Regions from separate parts of the Homo sapiens genome. Here region 2 is linked to region 1. A link is an interaction called in ENCODE POLR2A ChIA-PET data of the cell type or tissue named here. Cell type or tissue: PC-3. All regions are shown on one strand. Each heading gives the region's core, and the rest is flanking DNA. Links, peaks and the distances in the headings are about the cores only.

What was found. ChIA-PET counts read pairs that join two places held together with the same protein. Peaks named below come from ENCODE experiments on the same cell type or tissue, not always from the same donor. Only the 100,000 strongest peaks of a DNase experiment are listed, where the experiment ranks them.
Region 2: POLR2A ChIA-PET joins it to region 1 with 5 read pairs; 2 of 35 experiments call an interaction of 5 or more read pairs at or near these places.

Annotation. Positions count from the first base shown.
Region 1 is chr6:18,094,858-18,102,904 of GRCh38, forward strand. No RefSeq gene overlaps it. Among named protein-coding and RNA genes, the nearest start is that of NHLRC1, 24 kb to the right of the region's middle. In PC-3, for the core only: no CTCF peak of the experiment used is centred there; no DNase peak of the experiment used is centred there.
Region 2 is chr6:17,847,811-17,855,857 of GRCh38, forward strand. It overlaps KIF13A (kinesin family member 13A), which reads right to left. Exons shown (of 39, transcript NM_022113.6): 6 at 7,627-7,807; 7 at 4,145-4,232; 8 at 2,513-2,647; 9 at 1,567-1,679. It overlaps LOC105374953 (a long non-coding RNA gene), which reads left to right and starts at 2,624. Exons shown (of 3, transcript XR_001744007.2): 1 at 2,624-2,711; 2 at 3,165-3,254; 3 at 5,221-5,729. In PC-3, for the core only: no CTCF peak of the experiment used is centred there; DNase peaks (open chromatin) are centred at 3,721 and 4,261; H3K4me3 peaks cover 1,558 bases; H3K27ac peaks cover 2,867 bases.

The sequences.
Region 1 (8,047 bases), core at 2,037-7,036:
TGACATGATTCAGGGGTAATTCCTGATTAGTCTAAGTCAGTGGTTCTCAATCCTGGCTGCACATTAGAGTCACCAAGGGAAGCTTTAAAAAATACCCAGGTTAGGGCCAGGTGCAGTGGTTCATGCCTGTAATCCCAGCTCTTTGGAAGGCCGAGGCAAGTGAATCCACTTGAGATCAGGGGTTTGAGACCAGCCTGGCCAACATGGTGAAACCCCATCTACAAAAAAAAAAAAAAAAATTTAGCCAGGCATGGTGGGAGACACCTGTAATCCCAGCTACTCAGGAGGCTGAGGCAGGAGAATCACTTGAACCCAGGAGGCAGAGGTTTCAGTGAGCTGAGATCACACCACTGTACTTCAGCCTGGGCAACAGTGAGACTCCGTCTTGGGGACAAAAAAAAAAAAGAAACAAAAAAACCCAGGTTCAGGCCTCCTTCCCAGACCAATGAAATTAGAATGTCCAGAGGTATTCCTGGGCATTGGTGTTTTTAGAAATTTCCAGCTAAGCCCCAGATATTCAAATGTGCTGCCATAGTCCAGGCACAGTGGCTCATGCCTGTAATCCTAGCACTTTGGGAGGCTGAGGTGGGTGGATCTCTTGAGCCCAGGAGTTAGAGACCAGCCTGGGCAACACAGGGAGACTCCATCTCTACAGCTTTTTTTTTTGAAAATTAGCCAGGCATGGTGGCGCACACCCACAGTCCCAGCTACTCAGGAGACTGAGGTGTGATAATCACCTGAGCTCAGGGAGTTGAGTCTGCAATGAGCCATGATCATGCAACTGCACTCCAGCCTGGTGACAGAGTGAGACTCTGTCTCTTAAAAAATAAAATAAAATAAAATAAATGGCCTATTTAAGCTGTTTTGAGTTGGGTTTTCTGCTGAAAGTATCTCAATTGTACACTTACTATGTACTAGGGATTTCAGGAAGGTACAGGACTATTCTTATCTGTTATGATAGAAAAAAGGAACCAAGGCATTGTCTTAAATAGACTTAACCCCTGAATCCTCATGTTGAAAGTCTGAAGCTCTACTGTCCAAGGTTTTTAGGCTTCACTTAGAAGCAGGTGAGACAGGAAACCAGGAAAGTTGGACGGGCTGTATAATCAGCCGACAGATCTGAACTGGAGATATCCCAAACTTAAATGTAGAGCTGGAAGCATTCTCAACTTAAATGCTGTCTCTTCTACAGCTTACCTGGTGGTCCAGGCTGGCCAAGTCCTTAAATCTGGGTCAGTTACAGGGCTTGGATGCAACATGACAAGGGAAAGAAGTGTGTTCAACGAGAACATTCTGAGTCCAAACCACGTAAGTCTTTAGAGATTAAATTTAACACCTTGGTGTGATATGTGAGCCCAAGCAAGTAACTTATTTAAACTAATGGCCAGCCAGGTAGTACTTATCATGTTACATGATTCTCAGGTTTATAGCAAGAGTAATCTTCTCTAGCCTCTTCTTCCCTGGAAGAGACCTAGGTGTTATCAGATCAGGCCTCACATCTACTACAGTTTCCTTCAATTATACCTGTGAGGGTGGCTTCTGAGTAGGTAGTGAATTCACCATTTAGTGAGTCCCAAAAGTAAGGCCAAGTGAGGAAGCACATGAGATATTCTGTTGGCTGGCCACAGTTCTCTGTTGATGTGTTAATTAGAGCGTACATTCAGGACTGACAAATCCCAAGATACACCAAAATGTTAAAAAACAAAACAAACAAAAAAAAACAACCAATCAGCTGCTTAGCTAACCGCACTGTGTGACAATAAAGTTTTGGTTCAATATAAAGTAGTGAAAAGGGCATGTATGTGTCTAGGAAAGCCATTGAAGTGGAAGATACTGAAAGCACACTTTCTGTCGACCTTTCAGAAGCTATTTTCTAATCTATTCTTGTACAGAGTACTAAAATTTGAAGTGAATGCTGATAAGTATTTATAAGTTTATTCAGATCTCCACCTGTCAATAACTTACACCTAGCCTTTGAAATTGCTTGTTTGGCTGTGTAGTCTCTATCATGAAGCCAAAGGCCTGCATTAGTCTTCCTGAAACTCCTTAAAATAGAGACTTACATAAAATGCATCTCAGTTTTAGAATGAATGTGAAAATGTTGGGGAAAAAAAGTGCAAGCAAGAGAAAAAGCCTATGGCATTCATTTAATTGGATCAGCACTAATGTTGGTTCCAACGCTGTGTTGTTTGCATGGAGGCACCACAGTGATGCCCGCAAGGCTGTCATTCGGTCTGTGAAGACCCTTGAAAATAAAGGACTTTTGAGGGGCTGAGCGTGGTGGCTCACGCCTGTAATCCCAGTACTTTGGGAGGCTGAGGCGGGCAGATCACTTGAGGTCAGGAGTTTGAGACTAGCCTGGCCAACGTGGTGAAACCCCATCTCTACTAAAAATACGAAAATATTAGCCCGGCATGGTGGTGCACTCCTGCAATCCCAGCTACTTGGGAGGCTGAGGCAGGAGAATCGCTTGAACCTGGGAGGTGGAGGTTGCAGTGAGCCGAGACTGCGCCGCTGCACTCCAGCCTGGGTGACAGAGCAAGACTCCGTCTCAAAATAAATAAATAAATAAATAAATAAATAAATAAATAAATAAATAAAACAAATAGGGAATGTTGAGTGTGGAAACTATCAATGAAGATAAATTCTACCCAGTGTGCAAACTATACTAAAAATTTCTGCTAGAATTTTAAGGACACAAGCGTAATGTAGAAGGCACAGAATACTTTTTAGGACAATAAAAGACAGCACCATACTTGGTGACGACTGTGGCAAATGTTAATCAGGGAGGCTGATTCTTTTAGTCAAAACACAAATGTCGTCCTAGACAGACGGTCAGCTTGTCAGCTTGTCAGGGGAGAAGAGGCTAAGTGCTAAGCTGGAGCTGACTTTCTTGTGAGATGCTGGAAGTCAGGAGAGGGGCTTCCGATGTTTGGGAACTTCGTGGAGATGTTCTGCCACTGGGCTTGGGCCTGGGAAGATGAGTAGGACTCAACAAGGGGGACAGTGGCTTTCTTGGCACTTCTGGGCAATCTGTTGAAAGCATCTTTATGTACGGCTCCCTCCCACAAGCCCACCTTGGGGTGTGAGAGTATTGAGATATAATTATTATAAGTCAGGGCTGATCTTGCCCTTCGGAGAGTGTTCAAGCTGATCATTCTTCATTAGACAGAACTCGCCAGAGACATTGTCTCATCAGAACGCTTCACCCTGCAAGTAAAGGCCACACACAAAGAGACTGAGAAAAGGAACCACAGCCAGAGAAGCAACCAAATACAGAAACTTGGAGAAACAGGAGGGAGTATGAAAATTGAAGGTGATAATTTAAAATGGAGAACTGGGCCAGGCGCAATGGCTCACGCCTGTAATCCCAGCACTTTGGGAGGCCAAGGTGGGCAGATCGCTTGACCCCAGGAGTTTGAGACCAGCCTGGGCAACATGGCGAAACGCCATCTCTACAAAAAATACAAAAATTAGCCAGGCGTGGTGGCTCATGCCTGTAGTCCTGGCTACTCCGGAAGCTGAGGTGGGAGGATGGCTTGAGCCCAGGAGGCAGCAGTTGCGGTGAGCTGGGATTGTGCCACTGCACTCCAGCCTGGGTGACAGAGTCAGACCCTGTTTCAAAAAAATTAAAATTAAAAAATTAAAATTAAAATAAATAAATAACATAAAAATTAAAAGGATATCCAGAAAGAACACCAAAGAAGAGGGTAGAACTGAATCAAGGGATAAGATGATTGTTCAACCCTGGAAAACAATGTGAAGATTCATGCCTCTAATGCTGCATTTCCCAGAACACTAGATCTGTGGTAAGATGAGTTTGAAAACACTGTATCCTATGTCTAACCCCACCCTGCCCCATTTATAATGCAAAACAGCTTATTAAAGGCTCTGAGAAATACTGCAGTAAAGAAACCAATTTAAGCCACACTTTTTTTTTCCAAGATGGAGTCTTGCTCTGTCACCCAGGCTGGAGTGTAGTGGCGCAGTCTTGGCTCACTGCAACCTCCGCCTCCCGGGTTCAAGTGATTCTCCTGCCTCAGCCTCCTGAGTAGCTGGGAATACAGGCGCCTGCCACCACACTTGGCTAATTTTTATATTTTTTTTTGTAGAGACGGGGTGTCACCATGTTGGCCAGGCTGGTCTCGAACTCCGGGCCTCAAGTGATCTGCCCACCTCAGCCTCTCAAGGTGCTGCGATTACAGATGTGAGCCACCATGCCCAACCAACTCATACATTTTATTTATTTATGTATTTATTTATTTATTTATTTTGAGATTGGGTTTTGCTCTATCACCCAGGCTGGAGTGCAGTGGTGCTATCATAGCTCACAGTAACCTCAAACTCCTGGGCTCAAGCAGTCCTCCCGTCTCAGCCTCCCAAGTAGCTGGGAATACAGGCACATACCACCAGTAATTAACTCATTAATTTATTTAAATACAGAACTTCTTTTTCTGCATTACCGCATTCTAGAAACATTCTGTAGGGCTAGAGTTCTACACTACGCATTTGTTACTTGCTGTGTACTGTGTAGTCTCTCCTTATCCACGACGGTAAGTGCCAAGACCCCCCGTGGATGCCTGACACTGCAGATAGTACCAAAGCATATATACACTATTTTTTTTCCTATACATACATACCTATGATAAAGTTTAATTTATAAATTAGGCACAGTAATAGGCTAAGAACAACAATAATAAAATAACAACACACGCTGCAATAAAAGTTATGCAAATGTGATCCCTCTCTTTCTCAAATATCTTATTGTACTCTACTTATCCATTTTCAGACTGTGGTTGACCACAGGTAACTGAAACTGTGGAGGTGAAACTGTGGATAGGGGGGTGGAGACTACTGTATTAAGTAAACATTGTGGCCACAGGAAAAGTGTTTAATGATAGGAAGAAGCATGATACAATGAGAGAAACACCAAGCTAGGTTAGGAGTCGGGTGAGCTGATATAAGCTTGCTGACTCTAATTCTGCATGTCTATGTCCAAAAAAACCTATGTGCAGCTTATATTGCTGAAAATCCAAAATCAGAGAGAATTCAAATGACAGCAAGGTTTAGAACCTGGTTATTCTCCTACGTAGACTAATCAGCTTGTCCAAGTTACTTAATCTTTCCAGGCTGCAATTTACTCATTTGTAAAGTGGGCAAGTTAGACCTCGGGATCTTATGAGCCTGCCAAACTGTAAAACCTATGTGTCAAAAGAGCTCTAATAATCCAAAAAATCCTTTCAGTTGGTACCATGCAGCCCTCCTCCCACTAGTCAAGAAAAAAAAAAAAGTTCCAACAACTTATAAGTAGCTTGACTTCCCATTCAACACTCAAGGGAACCAAATTACTTTCTTCTATTGTGGAACTCTGAGCACAATTGAAAACCAGCTTCATTAGCTGCCTTGACACAAGGCTAAGGCAAATTCTGGAAATGCATATTGTTTTCTAGAAGTGTCTGCCCGGGACTCTCTTAAGGTTCTTCTAGACAAAGGTCATAGGTACCCAACTGAAGCTTGTTTAAAAACAGAGAATTTATATTGGCTCATTTGGGGTTGCATCTAGCTTTGAGAACAGAAAGATTTGAGGGCCCAAATAATGTTACATGGATGTTGTCTTCCTCAATCTCTCAGCTCTGCTTTCTTTTCAATGGGCCTCATTGTCAGGCAGGCTCACTGTACATGGTAACAAAGAGCGCTTTCTGCAGCTCTAGGCTTCATGGTCCTTAACTGCCACGCTTGAAAAAAAAGAGCACTTTACTCCAAATACTTGAAGCAAGATATTAATTGCTAAGAATTACTGAGCACTCACAACATGCCAGGCACTGTCCTAATGCACATGTATGAACTTACATAGGCCTCACCACAACTCTAGACAGCAGGTACTATTACATTTCCATGCTATAGACAAAGAACTAAGGCTCAGAGAGTCTAAATGGTGTGTTTACTTTCCGTACAAGTGATCTTGGGCAAATTAATCTCTCTGTGCCTCAGTTTCCTCATCTGAAAAATGCCAATAGCAACAATTTAGTAGGCTGTTTTGAGAGTTAGGTAAGTGTATTAGTCCGTTTTCATGCTACTGATAAAGACATACCCGAGACTGGGCAATCTACAAAAAAAAAAAAAAAAAAAAGAGGTTCAATTGGACTCAATTCCATGTGGCTGCGGAGGCCTCACAATCATGGCAGAAGGCAAGGAGGAGCAAGTTACGTCTTAGGTGGATGGCAGCAGGCAAAGAGAGAACTTGTGCAGAGAAACTCCCGTTTTTAAAACCATCAGATCTTGTGAGACCCATTCACTATCAGGAGAACAGCACGGGAAAGATCTGACCCCATGATTTAATCATCTCCCACTGGGTCCCTCCCACAACATGTGGGAATTATGGGAGCTACAAGATGAGATTTGGGTGGGGACACAGAGCCAAACCATTTCAGTAAGTATATGTAAGAACCAAAGGAGAGTATCCAACATAGAATCACTGCATGAAACAAGAAGCCAATAATTCTTGGTACCATTTCCACTTGCCATTCTCTTATTTCCTGCATCTTTCCCTTTAATGGTTCAGGAAAATTCAACTTTATAAATTCCATGGTCTGGCTGGGTGCAGTGAGTCATGCCTGTAATCCCAACACTGGGAGGATGAGGTGGGTGGATTGCTTGAGCCCAGGAGTTTAAGAGCAGCCTGGGCAAAATGGTGAAACCTCATCTCTACAAAAAATACAAAAATTAGCTGGGCGTGGTGGCATGCACCTGTAGCTCCAGCTATTTGGGAGGCTGAGGTGGGAGGATTGTTTGAGCCCAGGAGGCAGAGGTTGCAGTGAGAGGAGATGGTGCTACTGCTCTCCAGCCTGGGTGACAGAGGGAGACCTGGTCTCAAAAATAATAATAATAATAAATTCCGTGGTCTTTAGTAGCATTAGATGTGATAGAAAGGGACACAATGGATTACAGCTGTATCTGGATACAGGGAAGGAAGCCCAAAGCAGCAAAGCTAGGGCAAAGCTGAGACCGAGATGTAGTATGTACATTCAGAAGAGGAGCTGAAAGTAAGAACAAGGTCAAGGCTGTCAATCTAGCCTAGATGTTAGGCAGTAAGGAGACCTGTGCACTGGATGGCCAACCCCAGACATCAGGCAGGAAAACCTGTATAAGAGGCCTCTTATACTTCTCCTGCTGGGGCAGAAGCCAGCTTCAGAGTGTGCCAGCAGGAAAGCTGCAGGTGGTAGCCATTCTCCCCATGAGGAAGATGGTAATGCGTTAACTTGGCTGGAAGAGAGAGTATGGGACACAAGTGAAGGTCATATGCTGACGGGAAGCCTTTTATTGATGGTGATTGCATGAAGAGATGGTGCTAAATAGTATTCATAAATTATTTGGCAAGTTTCACAACAAAGATAGGATCTTACAGAAAATTTAACACACGCCCTAGCAGAAAATACTTAATTCAATTGAGAAATAGCCCATCAAATCAACCTGAGTGTGGTTTCCATTAGAACTGGAGCAGCTATTCTAGAATTTCCTGACCAAGCGATAGATGCCTGGAGTCAAAACTTTTCTGTTTTTTTGTTTGTTTGTTTTTGTTGTTCATTTGTTTATTTTTGAGACAAATTCTTGCTCTGTCACCCAGGCTGGAGTGCAGTGGCATGATCTCAGCTCCCTGCAACTTCTGCCTTTTGAGTTCAAGGAATTCTCCTGCCTCAGCCTCCAGAGTAGCTGGGACTATGGGCACACGCCAACATGCCTGGCTAATTTTTGTATTTTTAGGAGAGATGGGGTTTCACCATGTTGGCCAGGCTGGTCTCAAACTTCTGACCTCAGGTGATCCACCCGCCTCAGCCTCCCAAAGTGCTGGGATTACAGGTGTGAGCCACGGCACCCAGCCTGGAGTCAAAACTTTTCTGAGGCTGCATATTTCTCCTACGCTGTTCTTCAAAATTACTCACTGCTCTGACCTCTTTTAACATGCAGTTCCCAATCTATTAAGCAGAGCGACCAAGTGAAAGCTTGTGGTATCTTTAGCTTGAATATTTTGCGTCCACTTGGTCCCTCG
Region 2 (8,047 bases), core at 1,138-6,137, 250 kb before region 1:
TATTATTATTATTTTTTTGAGATGGAGTTTCACTCTTGTTGCCCAGGCTGGAGTACAGTGGCGCGATCTCGGCTCACCGCAACCTCTGTCTCCCGGGTTCAAGAGATTCTTCTGCCTCAGCCTCCCGAGTAGCTGGGATTACAGGCGCCTGCCACCATGCCTGGCTAATTTTTTGCATTTTTAGTACAGAAGGGTTTCATCATATTATCCAGGCTGGTCTCAAATTCCTGACCTCAGGTGATCCACCCACCTCAGCCTCCCAAAGTGCTAGGATTACAGGCGTGAGCCACCGTGCCTGGCTTGCTTTTATTTTTAGTTGACACACAATTGTGCATATTTATGGGGTAAAGTGTGATATTTTGATACATGTATACAATGTATAATGATCAATTTAGGGTAATTAGCATATCCATCACCTCAAACACTTATCATTTTTTTGTGTTGGGAACACTGAAAATCCACTTTCCTAGCTATTTGAAAATATACAACATACTGTCAATTACAGTCACCCTACAGTGCTACAGAAAACTAGAACTTATTCCTCCAATTTAGCTGTAATTTTGTATCCATTAACCAACCTCTCGTTATTCCCCCTGGCCTCCCCTTTCCAGCCCCTAGTAACCACTATTCTACTTTCTACTTCCATGAGATCAACTTTTTTAGCTTCCACATATGTCAGAATATGGTATTTGTGCCATTTTTGAGCAAGCTGCACCATGCAGTTTTATTTAATTAAAACTCGTACATCTTTTTTTTTTTTTTTTTTTTTTTTTGAGACAGAGTCTCGCTCTGTTGCCTAGGCTGGAGTACAGGGGAGCAATCTCGGCTCACTGCAAGCTTTACCTCCCAGATTCAAGTAATTCTCACCCCTTGGCCTCCTGAGTAGCTGGGATTACAGACGTGTGCCACCATGCCCAGCTAATTTTTGTGTTTTAGTAGAGAGGGGGTAGAGATGGGTACAAACGGGGTAGAGACCAGGTAGAGAAGGGGTTTTGTCACGTTGCCCAGGCTAGTCTTGAACTCCTTGCCTCAAGTGATCCACTCACCTTGGCCTTCCAAAATGCTGGAATTATAGTTGTGAGCCACCGTACCTAAACAAAATCCTTATACATCCTTTTTTTTCCTTTGAGATAGTCTCACTCTGTTGCCCAAGCTGGAGTGTAGTGGTGCAATCTTGATTCACTGCAACCTCCACCTCCCAAATTCAAGCGATTCTCCTGCATTAGTCTCCCAAGTAGCTGGGGTTACCGGTGTGCGTGACCGTGCCTTTTTAGTAGAGATGGGGTTTTGCCATGTTGGCCAGGCTGGTCTCAAACTCCTGACCTCAGGTGATCTGCCCGCCTTGGCTTCCCAAAGTACTGGGATTACAGGCATGAGCCACCGTGCCTGGCCAAAAACCTCATACATCTTAACAGACACAGGTTGTTGTTGTTTTTCTTCAGCCCAGTTTACTAAAGCTATACAGACTTTAAACAACCTGTACATCAGAACCATCTGACCCTCATAATGCAACAAATCCCCTCCAGAAGGAAATCACCCAGGCTGTTCTGGGACCAGCCACCTTACTTGTTAATGTTGCTGCCTTCTTTCAGTCGCTCTCCTGCAGCTCCTGTTTTAGATACTCTTTCGCTACCCGCCAGGTCTACCAAGCTGACCTTACTGACTTTCTCCCCGGAATTCTAGTTATAGGAAACGAGAGAGAGAAGAAAAACTTATCAATAAAAACCACATGGATATCTACATATATGTTAGCACTATAATTGAGCAATCCATCCCACTCTCATATGGCAAATTTCTTAAGTTTTTAAACGGTCAGAAGAGTTATTTGAACCAGCAATTAATTTCATAGTTAACATTTAAATAGGCGTAGAAATGTAGCATTTTGTTTTGCAGCTGGGTAGCAAGTACACCCAGCTTTCTGGAATACAGTCAGAAAGCTGGAGATTTAAAATGCCTATGAGGAGATATGAGGACATGAGGATTTCTGCACATTCAAGTCAAATCCTTCTTCCTTTGAAAAAAGGTTTAGGCTAAAGGTTGTGGTGTCCTCTTTAATATCCCTCAATGGCTATGAAGCTGACATGTTTCCATGGGAATTTCAGCATGAAAGGATATATATTAAAAGCTGTATGGTGATGTCATCACACTTGTTAGGGACTTTGCACAAGAAATACAATTATTTTTCTTTTTTGTTTTTGTAGAGTCTGGGTGTTGCTATATTGTACAAGATGGTCATGAACTTCTGCCCTCAAGCAATCCTCCCGCCTCAGACTCCCAAAATGCTGGAATTACAGGCAGGAGCCACTGCACCAGGCCAAAATCCAATTTTTTAAAAAGTCAAATATAAAGAAAGACCTAACAAATTAAATGATAAGCAAAGTAGCTCACCTAGTAAGCAGAAGAGCCAACATACAATTCTCAGCCACTGAACCCAACCATGAAAGACTTTACCTATATGGACACTTTCAGTTCTTCCACCCCCACTCCAAAAAGGTTCTGCCTAATCCCTTACCCCAGACTGCAGGTCATAAAGTGTCTGTGTGATTATGATGTTGAACACAGCATGGGAGCGGCTGCTTTCTTCGTTCATGTTGGTAGCAGCTACCGTTCGAGACTTATTTCCCTCAGACATCAATGACTCAATATCCTAGGGGCAAAGCATAAGGAAAAGACCATAAGCAAAAACACAAGAATGTAGTCCTGCACACCAGGTATATGTATTAATTATGATTCCTCTGATGCCTTTGTCACCACCCTTCCATAGAAACCTCCCTGCCGCTCCTCCATTGAGCATGGTTTGAGCTTCCACCTCACTCAAGACTTTGTAATGTATGAAATGTTTCCCTAATTCTTTCCATTTCCCAATTGTCTTCTTTCTCAGTTGAGTCCCTATTTTCTCCTTTTTGGGTTCCTGGGATAGCTAATATTTATTGAGCACTCCGATAATCAATAATAGCAGTGACTTGATTTAACTCTTACTCTCCTGTGCTTACCAACCCGCTGATGCCTGCCTGTCTGCCTCCCTCCTCCAATACTGTGGCTCCCTGATGGCAGGGTTTTTTCCTTATTCCACTTTGTACACTTGCTCCTAGAATGCCTAGAGCCTATGGGATCTTATGAAATATTTGCTAAATGAACTTTATTTTCTTGCTTTTACATACAAGGATGCTGAAGTTCGTGGAGGTCAAGCAACTTTCCCCAAATCCAGTAAGAGGTAGAGCTGGGATGCAAATAGAGCACCCTGGCTCCTACTAGTAAGTGACAGGATAACATCAACACTTACCTCAACCACACTGAGCTAAGAACCAGGGACCTCAGTGAAGGAGCTGAGTTAGCACCTTTAGACCAAAAAAGTATCCATTCATTTCAGAATCGAAACCTTTTTAAAATGATCACTGTGCTCTATTTCCGATTAGAGCAATTCTATATATACCTTGATTTAAATGGCTGGAGAGAATCACTGCACAGATTAGTTTTAGCCATACTAAGTCTGGGGTGATAATGGGCCAGCCACATCCCACAAACAGCACAAAGTAAGTGCAGGGATTTGCTTGTTTCTCTGTGCATTCACTCATTCATTCACATCCTTTAGCAACAGAGATAGCAGTTTGTGTTATGAGATTTCCAAAGCAATCACTATAGAAATAGAAGCAGAATCTTGAGTCAGATCTTAACAAGGCATATAAGTCAAAGAGTAAATAAAGTAAAACAGGCCGGTCAATGGCAAGAGGAGTGATTCAGAAAAACAGGAGAGCCAGAAGTGACAGAAACCAAGGCAGGAGACCCTGCCAAAAAGAAAGGGCTGTACTAACTGCCAAATACTGTTTAGAATACCACATGTCTAGAAGGATGTCACTGGCATCATTGGGAGAACAGTTTTAACAGAGTAGTATTAGTGAAAATATGCAGCAACCTGAAAACACTGGGCCTCCCGGCCATACTGTAAAACCTTCACAACAAAGCAGCTTGAAGAGTGTGATTAAAAGCCCTTTTCCTCTCTGTTTGCGGTGTGCTGATACTGGGTTTCTGAGGCCCTGAGTAGTATCATTCTGCTATAAAGCATCCACATAAAATATACTCAGTATCACTTACATACTTTGATTTATAGTCAGCTTTTAATCACATTTTAAAAAAAATGACTTACCTCAAAACTAGTGACAGCTAGTTGAGATAAACCATCTACATATGGTCCCAAAACTTTATGTTCTCGAACTTTAAGAGACTGTCTACTCCTGCGGGAGGGAGGAAAAAGGAATAAATGAATCACACCAAAGCTGGAAGCTTTTCTTTCTCTTTAAGTACACAGTAACTAAGATAACAATTTCAAAAGAATTTTTAAATGACTCCTCCCCCCAACAAATCTAAAAGCTACTTTATTTGGATTAGCAAAACAATGTTTAACATGAGAAATGTGTTTTATGCTCTGATTTCTATTTAAAGTATGTTACTATTTTAAACATTCTATCTCTAGTCACAAACCTTCCTGGGTTAGGCTGTCAGTTATACTTTGGGGAGGATTGGGGGAAAAAGGGAACCAAAAAACATGCCAGATCAAATCAACCTTTCGGCTATTTCATAAATAAGCATATTCTCAGCAGATAATGTCTTAAAATGGTATTTATTTTTTGAGACAGGGTCTCACTCTGTCGCCCAGGCTAGAGTGCAGTAGCATGACCCCGGCTTACTATAGCCTCAACCTCCCGCCCAGGTGATTCTCCTACCTCAGTCACCCACGCAGCTGGGACTACAGGCCCATGCCACTATGCCTGGCTAGTTTTTATATTTTTTGTAGAGATGTGGCTTCACTATTCTGCCCAAGCTGGTCCTGAATTTCTAGGCTCAAGCAATCCTCCAGCCTCAGCCTCCCAAAATGCTGGGATTGCAGATGTGAGCCACCACCGCCCAGTCAAAATTTTTGAATTACTAGTAGACAGTATTAAAACATTTAAACTCTACTTCAAGTCTGCATTGGTTTATGCTACTTCTATGCTTACACTATTTTATACAGAAAGTGAGATTATAGTACAGAGTTTGTTTATAATTACTGACGTTTGTACTATATTTAGAATTGGTTCTGCTAATGAAAATTTTAAAGCTCTTTTGAATTTTTAAATGATAAACCTGGTTTGGAACCCATTTCAACAGTTTATCAAAAGACAATGGAGATTAAAAGCAAAGCTATGTATATACTGACCATATTGTGCACACCATCTTTTTCAGGGCATCACATATTAATCATCTTTCAAATTAAGAGTCATTGCTTAGCATCACCAATATATGGGAAAAAGGAGCTAAGAAGCATCACTGAATGCATCCCAAAGTCCTGGCATTGTTCCCTGAAGCACTTTTCAGTTATGCCGTTTCATTTCATAACATCCCTACAAAGTAGGCTTTACCACCTTTATTTTAAAGACGAAGAATTCAATGTGACAGTGAGCTACTTAGATGCACACGATCCAGTACACAGCTTACTCTGCTTGCCAGAGATTCTATAATGCTATTCAGCAGCAAGAAAAAGCAAACCTAGCATTATACCAAGTGCCTGTGATGGTGTCCAGTATCTGAAATTCTTGTACACTGCTGGTGGGGGTGGAAATTGGTACAACCACTTTGGATAACAGTTTGCGCAATTAAATAAAATTGGAGATTCAGTATTTTGTGACTTACAATTCCACCCCTAGATGTGTTACCTAGAAACTCCTGCACCTACCTATACAGCAGGAAACCTGTATAACAATGCTTTCAGAGCAGCACTCTATTGATAAAAGCAGGAACCACACAAAAGACAGAGAAAGTGATGAATTATTGATGTAACCATGCAATGAAATGCTAAGACAACAGTAAAAATGTATTAGCACTTCATATATAAGAATAAATGAATCACGGTGGGGGGAACAAATCACCAAAGAACACATATATTATGATGTCATACAAAGTTAAAAATTATGCAAAATTATTTGTAAATGCTAAAGAAGAGGAAGAGAATGCTAAACACAAAATTCACAATAGTAGTTACCTTGGGGAGGGGTAGAAAATGGATCCAAGGGGAACGTATAGTGAGCTTCACAATTATTGGTCATGTTCCATTTATTTATTTATTTATTTATTTAATTTTAGCTAGAGTACTTTTGACTAAGTCATGTTCCATTTATTAAGCCAATGTAGGTAGGCAGTTGTTTTTATTACTCTTTATGCCTTACAGGTGTTATAAATGTTATTTTGTATGCATTAAATAGTTAACAGCTTCTTAAGAGTAAATATAAACATTTTCTTTGATTGGGTCACTTCCTTGTCACTCATAATTTTGGTCAAAATGCACCAAAGTGTAACAGTGGTTATTATTATTGAGATGCAGTCTCACTCTACTGCCCAGGCTGGAATGTGGTGGCATGATCTTGGCTCACTGCAACCTCTGTCTCCTGGGTTCAAGCAATTCTCCTGCCTCAGCCACCTGAGTAGCTGGGATTACAGGTGCCCAGCACCACGCCCAGCTAATTTTTCTATTTTAGTAGAGACGGTGTTTCACCATGTTGACCAGGCTGGTCTCGAACTCCTGACCTCAAGTGATCCACCCACCTTGGCCTCCCAAAATGTTGGAATTACAGGCATGAGCCACTACACCTGGCCTTAGTGATTATTTTTGAATGGTGAGATTATAGGTCATTTTTATTTCTTCTTACACCTTACCTATTTTTCAAATTTTCCATAAATAGATACTAGTTTTAAATCAGTATAATTTTTTTTTTTTTTTTTTTTTTTTTTTGAGCTGGAGTCTCCCTCTGTTCCCCAGGCTGGAGTGCAGTGGCGTGATCTCAACTCACTGCAACCTCTGCCTCCTGGGTTCAAGTGATTCTCCTGCAGCCTCTCAAGAAGCTGGGATTACAGATGCCCATCGCCACACCTGGGTAATTTTTGTATTTTTAGTAGAGATGGGGTTTTGTCATGTTGGTCAGGCTGGTCTCGAACTCCTGACCTCAGATGATCTGCTCACCTTGGCCTCCCAAAGTGCTGGGATTACAGGTATGAGTCACTGTACCCGGCCCCAAATTTTTTAATTGAGAAAAAGTAAATGGCCCCCCTTCCTCTATGAATCAGATAAATATATTTTTAAATCACCTAGTTAAAAAAAATATAGATCCCTGGGTTTCACCCTGGGTCTACTGAATACAGTCTCTATGGGTGGACATCAGGCAAGTGGATGCTTAAAACGTTCCCCACATGATTCCAATGCACAGCCAGGGAAGGGCATTGCTTGCCTTGGCTGGGATGTTTCAATCCTTCAACCCTTTTACCCTTAACACATTAGTGCCACTTTCCAATGTAAATGGAAGAACTAATGTGTTATTCCTAACTCAATTTTTGTGAATAGTTCATGGTGGCAAAAAAAAATACCAATAGTAAAAACATCTTTTCAAAGGGCATACATAGGCAACTTTATACATTAATGTAGGATAAACACTGGGTATACCAAAAGGCTTTGAGAAGCTGATGATTTTTCTGTAAATGAATGAAAACCAGTGTAGTCACCAAGAGCTTAAATACGTATATTCACTTCCAATTTTAACTTTAGAATCATTTAAAATTATCTCCCCCTATTAACACACTTAATCTTGACCACTAACTTACCCTTTGGGGTCTAAAAGATCCCGAACTTTCTCATTATAAATTTCCATATAGGACACTTCAACTTTAAAGGTCTGTGACTCATTTTGCTCCAAAGAGATCCTTTTAAATAAAGCACAGCAGAGCCTTGGAATAAGGCCCAGCTGCTCAGCATGGCCCATCATGGAAAAGGATTTTCCCGAACCTGGAGAACAGCAAGGAAAAAGAAGAACAGGTAGAGGAGGGAGCAAAATGCAATGCTTCAACCATACAAGGTTTCCCCATATACTGGCCATGGTAACATAGCAGAAGAGTGGCCAACTTAGCCTCAAACCCTGTTGCTCAGGCTGGAGTGCAGTGGTGTGATCATGGCTCACTACAGTCTCAAACTCCTGGGCTCAAGCCATCCTCCCACCTCAGTCTCCCAAGAAGCTGGGACTACAGG